Linked DNA regions of Mus musculus: region 1 is linked to region 2. The links are chromatin loops, found by intact Hi-C in ENCODE. Cell type or tissue: gastrocnemius. All regions are shown on one strand. Links, peaks and the distances in the headings refer to the core of each region. The heading gives the core; the rest is flanking DNA.

Region 1 (2,913 bases), core at 89-2,588, 160 kb after region 2:
TTAATGATACTCTGTAATGCTTGCAGACAGGAGTCTAGAATAACTGTCCTCAGAGAGGTTCCACCCAGCAGCCGACTGAAACAAATGCAAAGACCTACAGCCAAACATCAGAAGGAGCTCTGGGAGTCTCGTGGAAGAGTTGGGGAAAGGATGGAGGGACCCAGAGGGGACAGGAACTCCATGGAAAGATCAACAGAGTCAATTAACCTGGACATTTGGGGGCTCCCAGAGACTGAACTATCAACCAAAAAGCATACCTGAGCTGGACCTAGCCCTCCCCTCCATATATAGCAGATATACAACTTGGTCTTCTAGAGCAGGGACTGTCCCTAAATCTGTTAGACAACAGGGTCTGTGGATCGGGTTCCCATAACTGGCTGCCTTGTCTGGCCTCAGTGAGAGGATGAGCCTAGTCCTGCAGTGACTTGATGTGCCAGGGTGGGGTGATACCCAAGGGGTCCTCCCCTTCTCAGAGGAGAAGGGGAAGGGGGACTGAGTGAGGAGGGACTGGGAGGAGGGGGACCGTGATTAGGATGTAAAGAGAATCAATAAAATAGTTAATGAAAAAAAAAAAACCCAACACAACATAACCCCACATGTTTTAATTAATTGAGAAGTCAACCAACAAACGAGAAGTCTGGAGCATTTGTTTGATGGAACCCAAGATGGGTGCTTTGCCCAGATCCACTGGGTCATTGGTGCCTTTAGAGTTGCTAATGAATTAGGGTGAGTTATTCATAAAAGTCGGAGAGATACTCCAACAGGTAAGAGCCCTTACTGCTCTTCCGGAGGATCTGAGTTCTGTTTCCCAGTACCCATATCAAGTAGTTTACAATTGCCTGTAACTCCAGATCTGAGAAGATCCAATACCTGAGCTGGACCTAGGCTCCCCCACCACAGATAGCTGTATATCTGCTATATATGTGGGAGGGGAGCATAGACCCAGCTCAGGTATACCTCTTTGGGCAACTGTACTCGTGTGCACAAATAATAGTAACAAAAACAACAGGCTGGTGAAAATTCCAGCATTCTAGGACTCTGCCCTCAGACTCCAGGCAAATCTGCTTGTTCTCCCTTTACTGTAGAACAGGGGACAGACCAGGAACCACAAAGGAGGCTCCGTGGGTGTGCTCCGGAGGTGAGGCTGACAGTCATTAAGTGCTTCTTCCTACCTGTCGGAGCTTTCTGTCGGTACTAATCCCATTACGTAAAATCTGAGAAATCTGAGGAGAATGGCAGCTCTTGCTAGAGGGGGTGGGGGCAAAACAATGCAACGGTGATTCAGATTAAAATAAAAGCTTAGGGCGTGGGTGTCATTGTGACTGATTTTTGAAGTGCGATGCACACAGTGCATAGGTCCTAAGCATGTCACAGCTGGATCCTATAGTGTGGGAACCCATGTTTGCCAGATCAGAGATCAGTATTCTCTCCCCAGGGGTTCTTCAGGTTCTGTGTCAAAGACGCCCCTATTTTAGAAATAGTTTTAGACAGAAGTTGTTTCTTGAATGAGGAAATGCTTCCCCCTAGAGGCCATCATAGGAATTGTTCCCTCTCTGCATCTGCTGCAAGCCTAGTGTCCTCTAAGCAGTCTTCAAGGACCTGATACATCTGAAATCACCATCTCTCTGCTTCATCCTCCCCATCTCTTGCCCCATCACCTCCTGGTCCTCTTTCCTGTATTTTTTTTCAAGCGTTTGAGCTTACACTATTTAATCTTCCACAGCGCACTGCTTATCTGTCTTGTTTATCTTGCTGAGTATTCTCTGGAAATAAGGCCTTAGGAAGACAGGGAAAAACGGGTCTGTGCTGTTCATTGGTGTGTTCTCAGCCCCGAACAGAGCCAGGCATACTACATCCTTCTAAAATGACACCAACTGTCACTGACAGCCCCTGTGCCATCCCTGTCCAGGATAACTGATTCCCTGACGGACTCTGAACAGACTTTTGTAGGTTTCCCTACTGCTTCCCACTTGTGGAGGGGGCCACGGATCTCCCTGGTTTGTGTCTGTTCAGCGGTCAGGCAGGCTGAGATCAGCGTCGTGCTTTTGTCTAGAAGGAAGTGGCCCCAGTGAACCTGAGTCCCACAGGGAAAGCAGCTGGGAAGCCTTAACCGTCCTAAAGGCTAAGCTCAGTGTCTGAAAATGGTGAGGCGGCTATGCAGTGGACACGGAGGTTCAGCCTAATGCGCGTCACGTGATGCGCACTGGCCTTGGAATGATTTCTGTCCTTTAAAACAGCATTGTAGAATGTGAATCAGGTGCTTTCTGGGTGCAGGAGGGAGTCTAGTCACAGTGATGGGTGGAGTAGAAAACAAAGGACAGGCTGCTTTGGTGGAGGAGAGTGAGGGCAGAGTCGCTTGGGCTAGCCTCGTCACCTCCCACCCACCTCTCCGAAGCACCAATGGCTCGGTTCTCTGAAGTATGTATGAGGCTCCTGATGGTAGTTTGTGCCCTCATTTTACAGGGGCGGGGGTAGGGAGGCATTTTACAGATGGGGACATGGGGTATACGGGGTTGGGGGAGGGTTTACTGCAGCAACCAGCTAGCCTCTCCCAGGGGGAATGCTCTCAGAGCTTTGCCAGCGTTCCTTGTCTCTGGACTCCACGTTATGCTGATAAAATGTCCTCCTGAGAGGTTCCAATTATGTAGAATCCAATGGCCTCCTGGGAATCTTGCTTCAGCAGCTGGGGGAGGGGCGGAGGGGGGAGCGCAGGTGTGTGTGTGTGGGTTCTCCACGCTGGCAGCTGCTGTCCGAGTGCTTTCTGATGGCTTCCTCGGAATCATGTGACTGCCACCAACCATGTGAATCAGCCTATGATCCAGCCCTGAGGACCCTGTGCCACTCTGGCTTGGGACCCCTCCTCTAAGATGTGGTGACAGGAATCAGATTTGTGTACAGGCACAATTCATACTG
Region 2 (2,913 bases), core at 228-2,727:
AGTCGTGGACTGTGTGCAAGTTCCCCTCCTGTGGAGGCTCCAGGTAGTTGCCGGTTCCTAATAGCTGCTCAGTAAACAAAAGCTAAGTTTGAGTTTGAATCTTGCTTGATGGGGGCAGATATGCAGCAGATTTTCAGCTGGGGTGGCTCTTTGAGTCATTAAAATGTTAGAATGTGTCAGGGTGCACCAGAATTCTGAGTGCTTCCCACTTCCCTGGTATATGTAGTATGCCTCCCCACTGTCTCTATATCCTGCAAGTGCTCCCCACCACTCCACGGCCTGTGAGTGCTCCCCATTGCTCTTAAATACTGAGTGTTCCTCATCACCCTATGAGTGTTCTCCATTGCATCTGTGCCCTGCAAGTGTTCCCCACTGCCCTGGTAACCCCCACCTCTTATGTGGGACCCTCTCACCTTCCACAATCCAGCACCTCGGGTACTGTGATCCGGAAGTGTAACCAGCACTGTTTGTGGGCACCAGGCTAGGATCTTTTCTTTCTGCTGCTCTCAGGAGCCTCTGGGATTCCATTTTCAACAGTCAATTCTTGAGCTCACACCCACTGCTCCATGAAAGGATGATGGAGGAGCCAGCGTGCGCCTCCTGCTCTTCTCCATTCACATTTTCTGCAAGTCCATGGCCCTCTCATTCAGACTTGGGCTTATGGCCTGGGGCTGGAATCTGAGGAGGTTTCACCCTTGCCGTGAGTCCCCACCCATGAGATGATATGCGTGCTTGCACAGGGCAGGAAGGAGTCTGGTTATAGAAAGTCCACCACAGTGGCTGTCTTTGAACACCCTAGGCCATGGGCCTGCCTGTGGTGAGTGGAGACTCTCCACACAATGCTCTCTCACTTTCTCCCAAAGCACTTGTTAGCACCGAGAGAAGATAAGCATTCTCACTGCAGGCCACCGGCCTGGAGTGTAAGGTTCCTTTAAAGTCTTGATTCTGTCTCAAAAATAGACCCAGGTCCTGCTTTGGATGCTTTCTAGTCCAAAGTCTTGCTGCTTTATTCAAGCCTTAAAATAGCACCTCGAGACCCTATTACCCACTACGCTGCTGCTCCAGAAAGACGGGGTCATCAATGGCTTCATCTACAGTGCAGGCTGGCAGCAGGGCCCACACTCAGGACGATGAAGGCTTCTCACCATAGTCTGAGAGGCAGTTTTAATCGGTTTCCAAGAAAGATTAGGTTTCGTGGAATCAGACTGGAAATGCGGCAGTATTACAGAGTTAAAACTGTGCCCACAGCCTTAGCAGAATAGACGTCTCTAAGTCTGGATGCCAACCCAGACCCGAATGGGATTGCCTGGAAACTGGAAAGGAGGAAAGTGTTAGGACATGGATTTGGTATGTAGTTCTGGATAACCTGGAACTCTCTTTGTGGACCAGGCTGACCTTGAACTCATAGAGACCCGCCTGCCTCTCCCTCTCCAGTGCTGGTCTTGAAGACATGTGTCATCATGCAGGGTCCTAAGAAGAATGTTGAGGATTTTCTTCTACCCATCTTCAGAGAGACCAGGCTGCAGAAAGACCCTAAAAGCTATACATACATACATACATACACACACACACACACACACACACACACATCACACCACACATATGCTGGGTCTTAGGCATCTGACTAGATGTCCCCTGGTCTGTTGGTCATGGTGTCCAGGAGGATAGACTATGCTGGGCTGGACACTGGCATAGCTTCCTCACCTGAAGTATATATACACTGGGTACCCTGGGCTTGGGGGCTGCTGTCCCCATAGTTGTAATAGTGTTCCATTTGCCCACCAGAGGGCAGCAAAGCATCCAAACAAGCGGTTTGCGTATTCATCCATCCATCCATCCATCCATCCATCCATCCATCCATCCATCCATCCATTCATTTGTGTGTGTGTGTGTGTGTGTGTGTGTGTGTGTGTGTGTGTGTATGCAAGTGTGTATCTATGCCTCTGTGTGTATGCATACCACTGAATTTGTGTGGAGATTAGAGAACAATTTATAGTAATCAATTCTCTCTGCCATGTAGATTTCAGGGATCAAACGCAGAGGCTTAGTCCCAAGCACCTTTCCCCATCGAATCATCTTGCCAACCCAGTGCTTTGTATTTTGACATAGGCTCTCACTAAGTCTCCCAGGATTGCTCTGAACTCATTCTACAGCTCAGACAGGTCTTGGATGTGAGATCCTAGCCCTTCAGCCTCCTGAGTAGCTGATAGCTGCAGTTCTAGGTCTGGCGCCTGAGGAATTTTTTAAAATCGCAGTAGTCAGTAAAGTAATGAGAGTGTAGGGAGCCTGAGGGGTGAGGATGCAGAGGACTATGAACCATGGCTGCAGGTGCATTATGATTTAGCTCCAGGTCCAGTGACAGCAAGTTGGTTTAACTGACCTAAACTCCCGTCTTGATAAATAACTGCACACTTTGAACGAGATTTTTATACTGTTTGAATGTATCAGAGAGAAAATGAAAGTATCAAAAGAGTCAAAAATTGGAGTGGTGTTGAGCAGGGGACTGAGGAAACAGCGCTGTTTAAGAAGCACATCGCTGGTGTCTCCCCTGACACAGGTCCCTGGCCTGGGCAGGGCGGGGCTCAAGGAACACAGCATAGAACACGGAGAGCAAACAGACCATGAGGGAAAATTGCAGAAGGGATGGAACCAGGAAAACAGAATCTAAACTACAAAATCCACAGCTGACCTCAGAGAGGCGGAGGCAGCTAGCAAGCGAGCATCGAGTATCGAGAGCAGGAGAGGGAAAGACAGAGAAAGATTTTGGTGGCCACCGATCAAGAGAAAACAGCTCAGGGCTGGGGTCAGGCTGAACTCACTGATTGCTATAACAAATGTCAACACTTCATCAGAAGAGAAGACCGAGAGAATAACAACATAGTAACAAGGTTGAGAGACAAAGACCTTAGAATC

What was found. Peaks named below come from ENCODE experiments on the same cell type or tissue, not always from the same donor. Only the 100,000 strongest peaks of a DNase experiment are listed, where the experiment ranks them.
Region 1: it touches region 2 in a loop (13-fold over the local background); 33 of 42 quality-filtered maps call a loop at or near these places.

Annotation. Positions count from the first base shown.
Region 1 is chr2:92,903,133-92,906,045 of GRCm38, reverse strand. All of the region lies in intron 2 of Gm13791 (a long non-coding RNA gene), which reads left to right. Among named protein-coding and RNA genes, the nearest start is that of Syt13, 11 kb to the left of the region's middle. In gastrocnemius, for the core only: no CTCF peak of the experiment used is centred there; a DNase peak (open chromatin) is centred at 1,522.
Region 2 is chr2:93,062,378-93,065,290 of GRCm38, reverse strand. No RefSeq gene overlaps it. Among named protein-coding and RNA genes, the nearest start is that of Prdm11, 18 kb to the right of the region's middle. In gastrocnemius, for the core only: a CTCF peak has its summit at 1,756 (motif pointing right); a DNase peak (open chromatin) is centred at 1,781.